Linked DNA regions of Homo sapiens: region 2 is linked to region 1. The links are chromatin loops, found by intact Hi-C in ENCODE. Cell type or tissue: GM12878. All regions are shown on one strand. Links, peaks and the distances in the headings refer to the core of each region. The heading gives the core; the rest is flanking DNA. Region 1 holds the start of LOC105378308 (a long non-coding RNA gene). Region 2 has its middle 26 kb from the start of LINC02672.

What was found. Hi-C counts contacts between places; a loop is a spot of excess contacts. Peaks named below come from ENCODE experiments on the same cell type or tissue, not always from the same donor. Only the 100,000 strongest peaks of a DNase experiment are listed, where the experiment ranks them.
Region 2: it touches region 1 in a loop (2.4-fold over the local background); 1 of 110 quality-filtered maps calls a loop at or near these places.

The regions. Positions count from the first base shown.
Region 1 is chr10:52,959,602-52,967,598 of GRCh38, forward strand. LOC105378308 (a long non-coding RNA gene) reads right to left here and starts at 5,699. Exons shown (of 4, transcript XR_945968.3): 1 at 4,808-5,699. RefSeq lists enhancers at 4,918-5,443, 6,392-6,741, 6,494-7,018. In GM12878, for the core only: a CTCF peak has its summit at 4,577; no DNase peak of the experiment used is centred there; H3K27ac peaks cover 621 bases.
Region 2 is chr10:53,052,595-53,060,591 of GRCh38, forward strand. No RefSeq gene overlaps it. Among named protein-coding and RNA genes, the nearest start is that of LINC02672, 26 kb to the left of the region's middle. In GM12878, for the core only: no CTCF peak of the experiment used is centred there; no DNase peak of the experiment used is centred there.

The DNA of each region.
Region 1 (7,997 bases), core at 3,562-6,061:
TATGTCATTATGAGCAATCCCTGCATGGCAGTACCTCCTAAGCTTCTAAAATGAATAAGAAATGCTTCTAAAGGATGAGAATATTAAGTTTAAAGAAAGATGAGGGAAGTTTCTGTGAAATTAATCTTATGTCAGGAACGTCCTTGGGAGGAGAAATGGAAAATCACTGCTGCTATCACCCTTCCAGTTATAAAAAGAGGTTCATCGTTTTGGAATTAACTTGCTATGAAAAGAGCCTTAATTATCAGGTGTTTTGTATAACCATTTTTTTTTTTACAGAAAAATGTTTGTAACTTTGTGTGTTTTCCCTCTGAGATGGATGTGCTTTCTCTGCTAATTTTGGAGCCCTGCTGGTTCCTTTTCATCATTCAAATAGGACACAGCAGAGAGTGGCTGTCAATAAAAGAGCAATTTGTCTTTTAAACAGAACACACATAACAGCTCCTTTGCTGCCATAGCTATTGATTACAGCCTGAAGGGTTTGCCCCTCTTTTCAAGAGTCTTAAGATCACTGCTTCATATTGTTAACAAGGTTAAATTCCACTCAATTCCTTTTGCATAACTCAAACCGACATACAAGATTGAAAGCTGAATTTTTACTTCTTCGTGTTGCATTTCATAGTTATTAAGAAATTATACATATAGAGAAACTTGAGTTATCTTTGTAGGTTGTTATTGCAATGGGTTTTTTTTGTTTTTTATTTACAAAATTAGTTTTAAATTACAAACTCAATTTTAAAAGGGCCATTTTGGTATTGGCATATATTTTAAGAAAAGGCATAAGAGCTTCTGATTTGCAAATAAGTCAGACATAATAAGTGAGGTAATGCTGTGATAATGAACAATCTCTACAACTTAGGGACTTAAAGTAGCAAAGGCTTATTTCTTGCCCACATAGCATGTCCATCCTAAGCTACCTGTGAGCTTCCTTCATGTCCTTCTTATTCCAGGACCAAGGACAATGTAACCATCATCTGAAACATTTCAAGTTGCATGTCAGAGAAAAATAAAATGTAATACAGATACACTGGTTCTTAAGGCTTTCTTCTGGTAGTGATACACAACACTCCTGCTCACATCTTCATGGGACAAAGAGAGTCACATGGCTATGCCAAAATTCAAGTGCATACAAAAAGTTTAATTCTGCCATGTGCTCAGGAGAAGAAGCAAAATATTTGTTAATAGTCTTAAAGTCTACCACAGAAATCATATACACATTTTGGTATATTTTAAGAATGTGTATTTTCAGAGAATTTTGTGATTTAGGAAATTTTTTCTAGGTTCTTTATATTATCTCAATTTATGGCAGAAATATTTAGAATTTATCTAAAGAAGTATAAATGCACATGGACTGTAATAAACTTTTTTGACAAAGTAGCATCTGTGTAATGTCCAGACCTTCTAATCTGGATATCATTACCTTGTTATAGTTACTCATAAGGTTAATCTTCTTTTGATGACAAACTAATTCTTGACGGAAAGCTTTAACTTGGAACTTTAATGACCACAGATAATTAATTGAGAGTCATTAAACATAGAGTCTACTATGGAAACCATGCATAGTTTCTTGAATTAATTAATTTGATATAATCCTCAAATAATAACAGAAGTTAAGGCTAGTCTTGTTTAAAACTTCAAATCTTATAAATCCCAAATTGCAAATTCAAAATCCTCTCCTGACTGCAAATATTTCAGTGCTGTTATATAACTGTTCTCTGGGTATTAAGCTATTATACAATTGTTAAGTTTAGCCTAAAGCTCCTTCCTTGCATATTTTAAGTGTAGCATAAAGGCTTCTCTATAGGTAGTGAACCACAAACTAACTGGATGTGTTAACATACTGTACTCTACTCTTGTGCCAATCACTGACGTTCAGCCAATCAAGGATGGACAACTGTTCAAACCATGTTCAAATAAGGCAAACAAACACTGAGCTAGAACTGACCCAGCTGTCTCTACTCCTCAGTTCTGTCTTCTGTACACCACTTTCCTTTTTCTGTTTATAAATCTTCCTCCACGCAGCTGACCAAGCTGGAGTATCTGAATCTGCTGTGATTCTGGGGCCTGCCCAATTTACAAATCATTCTTTACTCAGTTAAACTCTGTTAGATTTAATTTGTCTGAAGGTTTTCTTTTAACACAGTTTTCCTAAAATTGATGCTGTTTTCCTATTGAAAAAAGCTTTAAATCTAGTTCAATGGTTCCTGAATTTGGTTGAACATTAGAATATCCAAAGTAACATACTAAACCTTTTTTATGGGTTTGTAGCTCAGGAAATGCCAGATGAGGGGATTTGGGAGGAAGCCTGAAATGTGTGTTACTCTGGAGATGATAATAAAATAATATCTTCCACTAAATATGTCAAATATTTTTGTAGATATACTAACTAATTATTGGGTGGTCACTCTTGTAAACAGAGAAAATGAAGCTCAGTCAGGTGGCAAGCACGGAGATTAGGAAAGTCAGAGTGAGACAGAGGTTATCCTTTGTTTTTACTAATAGTGTGATTTTGGACAAATTAGAGTTTTTTCTTTAAAGGTACATGACAGAAGTAAGTAATATATGTAATATATTTCTTGGCACACAGACTTTAAACAATATTGGCTTATATTGTGATTGTTCTTTCGGTTTATTATAGTTTTTGCAACTTTTGCTCCTGATATTATCTCAATTGAACTTTATGTAAGTTTTGACATTAAATTTAAGTTTCATAAATAGTAAAAGAAAGATGTCAGAATTATGAGTTCTTTTTCTTTTCTTTTTGAAAAATGTTCCAGGATACAAGAACCCTTTGGCTTCTGGGTTGATGTTAATTAAAATGAACTTTTTGGAAAGTTATTTTTCAGGTTATTTTGACATTATATTTCAAAATAGTTTGAGAGTTTTAGGGGGAAAATCTTTTAATATTGCGCCATTAAAAACATTTTCTATTTAATGTTTACCATTATAGTTTTGTTTTGTTTTTTTGAGGTGGAGTCCCACTCTGTCACCCAGGCTGGAGTTCAGTGGTGCAATCTTGAGTCACTGCAACCTCTGCCTCCCGTGTTCAAGTGATTCTCCTGCTTCAGCCTCCCGAGTAGCTGGGATTAAGGCATACACCACCATGCCCGGCTAATTTTTTTGTGTCTACTTTTAGTAGAGATGGGGTTTTGCCATGTTGGTCAGGCTGGTCTTGAAGTCCTGACCTCAGGTGATCCACCAGCGTGGGCCTCCCAAAGTGCTGAGATTACAGGCATGAGGCACAGCACCTGGCCAAAGGTGGCATTTTAAAAATCTTTTTTATTGTACATATTTAAAGTGTAAAATACGATGTTTTAATATACATATACTTAATGTAATGATTATTGCAGTAAAGCAACTAACATTTTCATTCCTTATACGGTTACCATTTTGTATGCTCATGGCAAAAGAACCTAAAATCTACTGTCTTAGCAAATTTTCAGTATATATTACAGTATCATTAATAATAGTAATCATTCTGCACATTAGCCCTTTTCATCCTGTGTAACTCCAACTTTCTAACTGTAAGGGGGAAGATAATTTCCTTTCCTTCCTTCTGAAGCATTGATAATTTGAGTCTATAAAGCAAACTGATAATAGACAGATTAGCAGAAAAAAAGCACACACATTTATCATGTGCACAAGAGTCCTGCAAAATATGAAAACTTAATGAAAGTGCCAGATGGCTCAAGGTTTTATACTGTCCTTAGGTCACAGAAAGAATAGGGGCTTGAAGCACTGCAGGACAGTTTATGGGAGGGAGAGAGAAGGAAAGGCATGGAGCAAAGGTGGTCTTGTTATACAGATGAAACTTGACAGGTAGCAGCTCTCAAAGAGTATGTGGTTGCCTATGGTACAAGTTTCTTTGTCAGACCCCTAGTCTCCTTTTCCTGTGAGATAATTATTCCAAGATCTAAGGAGAGGAGTGTTCATAAAAGGCCTGTTCGCCTCTGCTGTTTATTTCACTTTACTAATGTAAATTTCCTCTGCAGATACAAATCTGCCCCACAAATAGACAGCCTTTCAGCTATTCTTGTGTTTGCAACCCCTTTGAATAGCCATCTTGAAATATGCTGAGACATATACTTTGGGGTAAAATATTTTGTATTTTGTTCATAATTGTGCATTTTTTTAATATTAAGATAATTTATGCATTCCCTCATGGAGCCTATAAATGGGATGAGACAGTTGTAGAAGCTTGATGGTGTTTTATCAAATGTATTAAAAATTTACATGATTTTAAAAATATCTCTTGATAGATGGGGGAGAAAAATAAGTCTGTTTTTTTTGTCATTAGAAATGACATTCTTTAGGCTGGGCATGGTGACTCACACCTGTAATTCCAGCATTTTGGGAGGTCAAGGTGGGCAGATCACTTGTGCCCAGGAATTCAAGACCAGCCTGGGCAACATGGCAAAACCCTGTCTCTACAAAAAATACAAAAATAGCCAGGTGTGGTGGTGCGCACCTGCAGTCCCAGCTACTCAGGAGACTGAGGTGGGAGAATCACCTGAGTCTGGGAAGTTGAGGCTTCAGTGAGCCATGGTTGTGCCACTGCCATCTAGCCTGAGTGTGGCAGTCAGACCCTGTCATAACATAATATAACATCACATTATTTAGATAAGCTTCTTCAGACACTTATTTTACAGCTCAAGAAATGGAGGCCTAGAGCATTTAAGTCACTTGCCTAAACAAGAAAAGGTAAAGAAAATGGAAGGTAATGGGAGCATAATATCTAAGTCACTGAAATCAGGCATTTTTCTCAAATACTAATAGATTGGCTATAAAAGAAACCAAAATATTTTACCCCAAAATATTGTCATGAGATCCTTGGAGTATTGCTCTGCCAGCCCAAAACCTTTGTGACCCGTGGCATCTTCTGCATGAGTATTGCTTGCGCCCATTGGGCTTGTTCCGCCCACTCGGCCTGGCAGGCTGTGGTTGGCTTGTGCTGCTGGCCCAGATCCCATGCCTCCCAATGGCAAGCCAGGCACAGAACAGTGAGGGGTGTGTGCACAAGCTCAGGGTCCAGCCACTGTGCAAAGCCAGGTGTGCCAGCTGCAACAGGGTGGGCAGTTCCAGGCACCCGCACAGCTGCTGACAGAGGCTGCAGCTGAACCAGATGTACTACACGAGGCTTCCACTGTGGGCATCCACGTCTGGATGAGGGGAATGCAGTGGCACCCAGAAGCTTGGAGATGCCAGGAACGACAGAGCCACAAAGAGGATGTCACAGCCCTGTCTTGGGGAGCCCCTAGGTCTGAGGTCCCTTGAAGGGCAGCAGCTCTTCTCTCCTTCTCATTGCCCACAGTGTGTTGGGCCAGGGGGTTGAGGGCAAAGTTTCAGCCCTGTTTGTGTTACAGCCTTTTCAGTCACGCCATTCAGCAGGTCCCATGTTCTTGTCCTGCATCCAGGAAGAATGACGTACACAGACAACTGGAGAGTGAGTAAGGTGGAGAGAAGCTTCATTGAGCGACAGCTCTCAGGAGACCCAAAGTGGGTACCGCAGGCATGTCATCCCGAGTGTCCAGCTCTCAGCAGAGGAGACTGACAGTGGATAGCTCCTTTCCATAGGCAGGTTGTCCTGATGAGTCAAGGAGACCCGACATGGGTAGCTCCCTCCTGCTGCTGGTAGTCCTGGTGAGTCAAAGAGACCTGAAGTGGGTAGTTCTTTCCCGCATCTGGTGGTCCTCACATCTGTCTGAGTCTGACTCAGTCTGTTCTTTTTATGGGCTCAGAAGGGAGAAAGTGTGTGCTGATTGGTCCATGGGTAGCCATGGGTGGGCCCAGAAAAAGCACCATAATTTCTCAGTCCAGGTCACAGATTTCACCCAGAACTAGCAGTCCAGCCCACAGGCTTCAGGCTGGCCCTGGCTTGAAAGTGGGGTTTCACCAGGGACCCGCCCCTTTCCACCCAGGAACCTGTCTGCCTCCAGCTATAAACATGCCATTCATGGCACCCAGGCTGTTTGCACCAAGGGACACCTGCAGCCCCATGCAGAGCTGCCCTTAGTGCCCCCAGGCCTCCCTTCTGCACTAGTCAGTGACCAAAGTCCTGTGGGGGCCCAGGTGGCAAGGGGGGCTGCTGTGTCAGCACTGCCCTGAGCATGCACACACTCAGCAAGCTTGCAACAGTGCCCGGACTTGACCACAACTTTGCTCCAAAATCAAAGTGGACACTGGGAGCAGGGAGAGGCCGGGGAGTGGGAGCAGGCACTTTTGAGCTTGCAGGGGCTGGGGGGCTTCCTGGGCCCCGGAGAAAACAGGGATGCTGAGGTCTGGAGACATGGCTGGGTGGTTGTGGCTGGCGTGGGAGCATGGGGCTCCTGCCCTGTCAACTCGGTAAGGGGGCAGGGCTCCTGCCTCTTCCTGGCTCCCTCTGGACCCAGAGCACACGACCCAGCCGCAGCTCACTGGCTGCAGCCAGCCTCTTCACAGCAGCTCCTCCAGATAGGCTGCTGCTGCCATCAATATGGCTGAACGAAACTGGCAACTTCAGGTCTCTCGGATTACTTCCCCTTCTCTTAACCCTTTGTCTCTTTCAAAGCACAGAATGAGGCTGTTCTCTTCAGTTCCCTTTTCTACCTGGAAATCCCCCAGAACAAACACAATTGCCTTCCTTGTCCTCCCTGAAATCTCATTATCTATCTCAGACAACTGAGGAATACAACCACACCTGGATGGACCTGTTACAAGATAGTGCCTGCCTCTCAGGCTCATTCGAATTTCAAAGAGAATCATTTACAAGTTAATTTCTGTACCCTGGGCCTACTCATTGTCCCTAATAATCATTCACTGCTCCTCAAAGAGTTGTCTACATTCCCCATCTTCCATCCCCTATGAGGAAGGGTATATAAGCTTTTATACTCCATTTGCTTATTGGGTAATCATTATCTTACCCTGTGATTCTCCCCATGCAATGCACATTAAAATAAATTTTGTATGCCTTTTCCCCTATTAATTTGCCTTTTGTCAACTGGTTGTCAGCAAAACTGCAGAGGGGGACATGGATATTTTTCCTTGGTCCCTACCACTAACTTGCTAAAATTTGTTTTATCAGAAAGAATCTGAATATATGCAAATGAAATCTCATCAATGATTATGGGTGTTCACTAGTCTAAATATGATTGTTTACTATATAATATAGCTGCAATAGCATACTCATTTGAAATAAAATATTTAACATGTTGAAGTAGAATAGAACAATACTATAAAGTTAAATAATTTAATTTTCATAAGTGCAAGAGCTTGAGGAAAGCAGGCTTAATTGGAAATTATGGAAATTTTCTAAGATTTTGAAGAGATGTGGTGGTGAAAGATGCTGGCTTTCCTTTTAGCTGTCACTTCAAAATATATAGCTCCCTCTTACCTATCTGCAGATGTAGTACTAGATCTAACACTAAGAAGCCACAATTAAAGTCATAAAATGAACCAAAAGATGCTAGAGATGGACTGAGAGAGAAAGCTGAAATAGGGCAGAGAGAGGGAGAAAAGCAGAGGCAGGTGATTGATTTCCTGATGAAACTGATGAGAGGAAACCACAGGCAAGTCTTAAAGTGGGTGTAAGTCTGTGTGAGAAATGTTGATGAAAAAAGCCAAACTTTGTAAAATATTTAAAGAGGTTTATTCTGAGATAAATGTGAGTGACCACGGGCCAAGGCACAGTCTCAAGAGCTCCTGACACCATGTGCCCAAAATGGTTGGGTTACAGCTTGGTTTTATACATTTTAGAGAGATGTAATTCACCAATCAATACATGTGAGGTATATATTGGTTCAGCCCAGAAAGGTGGGACAACTCGAAGCACAGGTTCTGAGGTGCTTACAGGTCATAGGTAGATTCAAAGATTTCCTGACCTGCAATGGGTTGAGAGTTAAGTTATTACCTAAAGACCTGGAATCAATAGAAAGGAGTGTCTGTCAAAAGATAAGGCATTGTGGAGATCAAGGTTCTTATTACATAGATGAAGTCTCATAGAGGACCAACCTTAGAGACAA
Region 2 (7,997 bases), core at 3,353-5,852, 93 kb after region 1:
TGAGCCTCAAATCCAGTTATCAGTTGGAGCTGCTCTCATCTAAAGGCTTAAAAGAGGAAGGATCCATTTTCAGGCTTACTTACACGGGCTGTTGGCCGGCTCAGAAGATTCACTTCCAAGCTCAGTCATATGGCTGTTGGCAGGCCTAAGGCCCTTGTTGGCTGTTGCAGAAGACATTAGTTCTTCGCCACGTGGGCCTCTCCATAGAGCAGCTCACAACTTGGCAACTGGCTTCTCTCAGAGGGACTAACAGAGAAAGCAAGATTTCGGTAGTCACATCCCATGATTTTGACATATTCTATCTGTTAAAAGCAAGTCACTAGGTACAGTCCATAGTCAGTGGGAGGAAGTTACACAAGGGTGTAAATACCAGGGTGCAGGAATCAATGAGGCATATCTTAGAGTCTGCCCAGTACAAAGACTTTGCTCTATGCAACAATATTAGATGATGAACAGCAAGTGGCGAGAAGTGGAGTTGACTGCCTGGACTCAGACTATCCAAGCATAATCATCTTTCATTCTCAGAATAAATTTTAGCTCATAAAGATTAAAAAAATTCAATACAGAAAAAACAATCTCTTCTAATTTTTTTCATAATATTAATGTCTGGCATAAGTAAGGAACTGTGGCATTTAGTGATGCTCTTTAGCTTAAATAAGATTAAATCAGGACAGATTAAACTGTAATGACTAGAACTAAGGAATTTAACCTAATGTTCTTAACTGAACAGTAAAGAACTCCCAAGATGAGTTTATTTAACCACATATTCTAGTTTTTTGTATTTTCTTTTGTGAAAGATGTACTTTCTTTATATATGCTATTAGACAAGGACATTTTCCAGCAAAATGTTTATCACCTGCCTGAGCAGCTTTCCTTTATCAAAAGTTAAGAGGAACAATTATAAGGCATTACATATATTGATAAACTAAGCATAATTCTGAGTAGTTTCACATTTAGGGAAAAAAAGATAAATGTTTATCTCATCTGCATGATTTTAAAACAAGGATTAAATACAATAGAGTAGGCAAAGCAAAATACAGAAAAAAAGTCCTGTTAAGTAAGTCTACCATATTATAGAGCCTGATGGGATGAATGTAAAATCTATATAAAGAAGATGTCTATCTATCTATCTATCATCTAATCTATCTATGTATCTATGTATCTATCTATCTATTATCTATCTATCCATCAAAGAATGGAATTTAAAATATGCCAAACAAGATGCTTTATAATTTAGGCATGTTTCTGTTTTGTGTTTTCAGCTTTACATTCTTATTCTCTAAGGTTTGAGTGTTTTTTAAGCAAAGAAATTTGGTTTATAAATGAGAGTCACTTATGTCTAGATATTGCTTATTAAATAATTCTTCTGAGAGGTAATTTTAGATTTGCTGTAAGCGATTAATCAGTGTTTCTTGAGATTCTTAGACACTGGTAAAACAAAACGGAGAGGGAAATTAAAGAATCACGCAGTCTATGTTGGAAGAGAAATGGGTGATTCTTTAGTTTATTCGTCATCATCTCCACCTTCAAGTGCTCCTTCCAAAGCATACTGTAGCCTTTATACATTTCCAAAGATAGAAACCTCTTCACACTGCTTATTTTATTGTTAAATATCTCCAATTGATTAAGAGATCAACTTATGTAATGCCCATATCTACCCCTCTAAAATTTCCAAAAATCAACCTTTGCTTTGCTTTTTGTACTAGCATAGAGAGCCTAATCTCTCCCTAGATGGTGACCTCCTTCATGAACAACATCATGTCTTTTTCTTGTCTCTAGATACCACATGTCTTGTAAATGATAAATATTTCAACATGTATTTTTGAATGAGTAAACTACAATCTTTGAGCAAACTATGAGGAAAGACTTAGTATTATAGTTTTCCTTCTAAATTATCATATGTATAAATGAAGGCAAGTGATTTGTTTTCTAGGGTCAGGATCACTTCTTTGTCTCCACAAATGCATAGGAGAATAGATGAACTATTTGTGCTTAACTATATGGACCTTATCTCCTGTGCTCCATGAAACCAAATTTCTTCCTGTAATAAATTGCCCTCTAGGCATTCTTAACTTTGCTTGTCTCCTGATTCCTTCCTTGAACTTCTGGTTTTCAACTTCTTAACTTATTTTTTGACCTGTTTACACTTACTCTAGCCAGCCCTAAGAACGTTTCCACCAATCCTATCCCTGACCTGATTTGTTCTCCCTTGAGGCCATCTAAACTCTAGAATGGTGGATTCTTCGTGTGTAGTGTTGAATTGGGTGGAAATTTGGTCACTTTCTTTGTGACTGTTTGCTGAATAGAAGTGAATGCCTAAAACATAATGTTTTATGGTGCAGACTATAGTGTATCATGGTGAACGTTCCATGTGAGCTTGAGTACAATGTGCATTCTGATGTTGTTGGGTGCTAGTCTATAGATGTCAATTATATACAGTTGATTAATGATGTTGTTTAGTTCAACTATGTTCTTGCTGATTTTAGCCTGCCGGATCTGTTCATATCTCACAGAGGAGTACTGAAGTCTCCAACTATAATAGTGCGTGCTTCCATTTCTCCTTGAAGGTTTATGAGGTTTTGCCCTACATAGTTTAATACTTTCTTAATAGGCAGGTACACATTTGAGATTATTATATCTTTTTGGAGAAGTGAGCCCTTTTTCATTATGCATTGTCTATCTTTATCCTTAATTACTCTACTTATTTGGAAGACTCCTGTGTCAGCAATTAATATAGTCTTGCTTTCTTTTGATTAGTGTTTCCATGGTATATATATATTTTTCATCCATTTACTTTAATTTACATTTGTCTTTGTATTTAAAGTGAGTTTCTTGTACACCAGTATATTGCATCTTATTTTTTGATCCACACTCAGAATCGCTATCTTTTAGTTGGCATACTTTGATGATTTGTGTGCAAAATGATTACTTATATATTTGAATTTATGTCTACCATATTTATTACTGTTTTCTATTTGTTGCTCTAGTTTCTCATTTTTATTTTTTCTTCAACTCTTTTTCTACCTTTTACTGTTTTAGTTGAGCATCTGATAAAATGTCATTTTTCTACTTTCTTAGCATGTCAGTTATACTTTTAAAATTTTTCTTTAGAATTTGAAGTATATATTTACAACAAATCTAACTTCATTTTGAAATAAACTAAGCTGCTTTAGAAGTAATGTGAGTACCTGATAATTATAAAATAATTCTAATTGCTCCCTCCTGTCCCTTGTATCACTGATGGCATTTACTTCACTTATATATAGAAATACATAAGGTTATATGTAATATATATGATTATATATGCTTATATGATATATATGGAAGCATATATAATCAAATTAGTACATGTACATATATACAAAATGCTTAGTAAAAATACATTGTTGCTTTTATTATTTTGAGAAAACTGCTATGTGTTAGATAAGATTGAAAATAAGGCAAAGTAAAAATTTGTTATTTTACCCATTTCTTCAATGTTTTTTTCTTTATGAAGATCAAAATTTCTGACCTATACTATTTTCCTTTTCTCTGAAGAATGTCTTTTGACATATCTTGCAAGGCAGATCTACAGGAATGAATTTCCTCAATTTTTGTTTGTCTGAGAAAATCTTTATTTCTCACTTACTTTTGAAGGATAATGTTGCAGGGAACAGAATTCAATTTTTTTTCCTTTGTCTCAATGCTTTAAATAATTTACTCCATTCTCTTCTTGCTTGCATGGCTTGGGAGGAACAGTCAGATATAAGTCTTATCTTTGTTCTTTTACAGGTAATGTTTCTTTAGCTTTTTTCAGGATTTTTTTCCTTTGATTTTCTGTAGTTATAAAATGATATTCCTAAGTATAGCTTTGGTTTTCTTTTTTTTATCCTACTTTGTGTACTCGAAGATTCGTGGATTTGTGGTTTGGTGTTTGATCGTAATTTGGGAAAATTCTCAGTTATTATTATCTCAAATATTATTGTATTTTTTTTCTCTCTTTCTTCTACTTCTGGTATTCCCATTACATATATGACTACCTTTTGTAGTTGTCCTGCAGCCCTTTGTTATTCCATTCTGGTGGTTTTTATTCTTCATTGTTCTCTTTGCTCTTCAGTTTTTATTTTTTTATGCATATCCTAAAGCTCAGAGGTATTTTCCTTAGCAGTGTTCAGTCTACTAATAACCCTATCAAAAACATTGTTTCTGTTACAATGTTTTTGATCTCTTGCATTCCTTTTTGGTTTGTTCTTAGAATTTCAATCTCTCTGCTAAGATTACACATCTGTTCTTTTATACCATCTATTTTATCCATTAGAGCCTTCAGCATATTAATTGACATTGTTTAAATTCCCAATCTGATAATTCCCATAACCTTAGTAGAGTTCCGATGCCTTCAAAGTGCATTTTTTGGCTTTTAGCATGCCATGTAATTTTTTCTTGATTGACAAACATGATGTGCTGGACGAAAGAAATTGCAGTAAAAAGGTTTTTGCGAGTGCGATGGTAAAGTGTTGGGGAAAGGAAGTGTTCTAGAGTCCCAAGGTAAGATTTCAGTCTTTTAGTGAGTCTGGGCCTTTGGACTGTGAACTTCACAAGTGCTTTCAGACATTGTTCCTTGGGTGGAACTGGGTGGCTAGAGATGGGCTAGAGTTGGCTACTTCTCCTAGATCAGTCAGGTTCTGAAAAAAACCCAGTAGGTTAGACTCAGCTCACAGTTTCTCTTGAGTGCAGCCCGTGTTAAGAAGAATAGAGTATTCTGGTGAATTTAGAAATTATTTTTTCTTCATCTTTTGCCAGATATATGCAGATATTTTTCTCTTATATTCACTATAAGAACCTGCTCAAACCACTGGAGATAAAACTCACAAAACGTGGGAGACCGACTGCTTTATAACTGGATGCCCTGGAGTTTTAACCTTCAGCTTGCCCACACTGAGCCTCTAGTGAGTCATCAATTACTGTTCAGATTTTCCTATTCTGATGTTGGTTCTTGTGTAAGTTTTCACTCACAAGTCTCTGTTCTGGTAAGCCTTGACTCCCTGTATTCATCTCCACAATCTTGGGGACAGCAATTTATGTCTCTTCACTTCTCTTAAGGGTACAAGATGAATGGTTGATTTTTCATTCTCTTCAGCTTTAGGATTGTTGTTAGGATGGAAGTGGCAACTTTCAATCTCCTTAGATGTAGAACTGGCAACTGGAAGTCTGTTTCTATAATTTTTAACTTTAGAAAAGTAAGGCAAAAAAATTGTTGAGAAACTGTGAATATAGTAAGTATTTCCTTTTGTAAATATAATTTTGTGGGTTTTATTTGGGTTCAAATTCTTATCATGATGTCTTATTCATTCATGTATTGAGTATAATTGATATGCCATGTAAGTTTAACCACCTAAAGTCAGTTTGACATTTCTAAGCAAAGCCAAGGGTTACAAAGAAACTGGTTGTCATATTTTTATGAATTGACATTCAAACTAAAACTATAAAATGGCCTTCAGAGTTAAGAATGTAGAGTACCTTGGTTTTTAATATCTCATGGGTGAAAGAGGAAGGAGCTCTGAAGATTCTTTGATCTCAATTGCTCTTGAAGGAGTTGTTGCAATAATACTCAATAATGTCTGGTGTCCTGATGTATTTGAGAATATTTCCCCTAGATATTCCCTAATTAGAATACAGCCAATTCCTACTGCCTTTAACCCATTACCACTAGGCAAGGAAGGAATAGCAGAGCAATCTGGTAGTCATTAAGAATATTTGAAGGTAAATGTGTTCTACTGGGATTAAGCATTTCATTCTCCTGATAATAAAATTATATTAGCTTCATAGGTATTCACAATATACTTTAGGCTATTTTAAAACAATTAAGAAAATAAAGAATATTCACTTCCTTGAGTTTGTTATTGTTGTTGTTGGTCTGTTTAATTTGTAGCTTGGAAACAGAGCAGACTCAGCTGAGAAAATTAAAAATGATAGTAATATAAGTTCTTTCAAACCTTAAGAATGAAGGGTGAGAGCTCACTATGCTTCAGAATGCATTATATAGCTACAATGTACTACAAAATATCCCTGAAGTGAATCATTACTTAAAAAACCAAAAGCCAGTTAATTAAAAATACAGTGTAATTTACCCTTAAAATATGTATATTATTTTGTAGGCACTATGAAAATATGCACTCAGGAGTTAAATATATGAATGAAAAATAAATAAACTAGCCACCAAGGTAAAATATCAACCATGATTACATCCAAATATTTGCCTTTCTTGTGTTTCTATGTGTGTCACTAGGCAGGACTAGTGAAAAACACATAGTGAGTGCTGTCTGGTATAACTTTAACTATTTAGCTTTAACTAAACTCAAGGGGGTTCTTTGAGTTTATATTTCACTATATTTCCCTAGTTAATTTACTCTTTCCCTCTGTTGGATGTTATAGTACCTTTTCAAATCTTCCATATTTTCTCTCCATCCTTACTCACAGGTGATGATTTATTACTTTGAATGAAGTGTTCATGATCCCATCTCAGGCTAATGCCTCCACTTATGTATAAAATACACTCCATTTATTTTGTCTACCCAGGAAATCAGCTCTAACTATTCTTCCTTCCTTCTTTTGCATAAACATGTTATCTTTATCATCTTTTAAAATGATCTTCTTAAAAAATTATTTTATTTCAATAGTTTTTGGGGAATAGGTGGTTCTTAGTTACATGGATAAGTTCTTTAGTGGTGATTCCTGAGATTTTGTTGCACCCATCACCCGAGCAGTGCACACTGTACCCAATGTGTAATGTTTTATGTCTTATCACCCTCTCACCTTCCCCCAAGTCCTCAATGTCCATTGTATCTTTCTTATGCCTTTGAATCCTCACAACTTAGCTCCCACTTATAAGTGAACACATAAAATACTTGGTTTTCCATTCCTGAGTTATTTCACTTGGAATAATGGTCTTCACATGAACCCTAGAACTTAAAGTATAATTTTAAAAAAAGAATAATGGTCTTCAACTCCATCCAGGTTGCTGCAAAAGTCATTATTTGCATCCTTTTTATGGCTGAATAATATTCCATGCTATATAACTCTGGGTAGATACCCAGTAGTGGGATTGCTGGTTCAAATGGTAGTTCTACCTTTAGTTCCTTAAGGAATCTCCATACTGCTTTCTATAGTGGTTGTACCAGTTTACATTCCCATCAGCAGTGTAAATGTATTCCCTTTTCACCATATCCACACCAACATCTGTTATTTTTTATTTTTAAATTATGGCCATTCTTACAGAAGTAAGGTTAACACCACTAATTGTCAGAGAAATACAGATTAAAACCACTTGTGAATGGTTTTAATTCACACTCATTCGTAATGAGTGGTTTTAATTTGTATTTCTCTGATAACTAGCGATGTTAACTACTTTTTCACGTTTGTTGGCCATTTGTGTATCTTCTTTTGAGAATTTTATATTAATGTCCTTAGCCCACTTTTTGATGTGATTTTTTTTTTTCTGATTTGTTTAGAGTTCCTTGTAGATTCTGGATATTAGTCCTTTGTCAGATTCATAGTTTGTGAAGATTTTCTCCCACTCTGTGGGTTGTCTGTTTACTCTGCTGATTATTCCTTTTGCTGTGCAGAAGCTTTTTAGTTTAATTCAGTCCTATCTATATTCGTTCTTTTCCATTTGCTTTTGGGTTCTTGGTCATGAACTCTTTGCCTAAGCCAATGTCTACAAGAGTTTCTCCTATGTTATCTAAAATTCTTATGGTTTCATGTCTCAGATTTAAGTCTTTGACCCACCTTGAGTTGAATTTTGTATAAGATGAAAGATGAGGATCCAGTTTCATTTTTCTACATGTGGCTTGCCAATTATCCCAGCACCATTTGTTGAGTAGGATGTCCTTTTCCCACTTTATATTTTTGTTTGCTTTGTTGAAGATCAGTTGACTGTAAGCATTTGGCTTTATCTATGGGTTCTTTATTCTGTTCCATTGGTCTACATGCCTATTTTTCTGTAATTACCATTCTGTTTT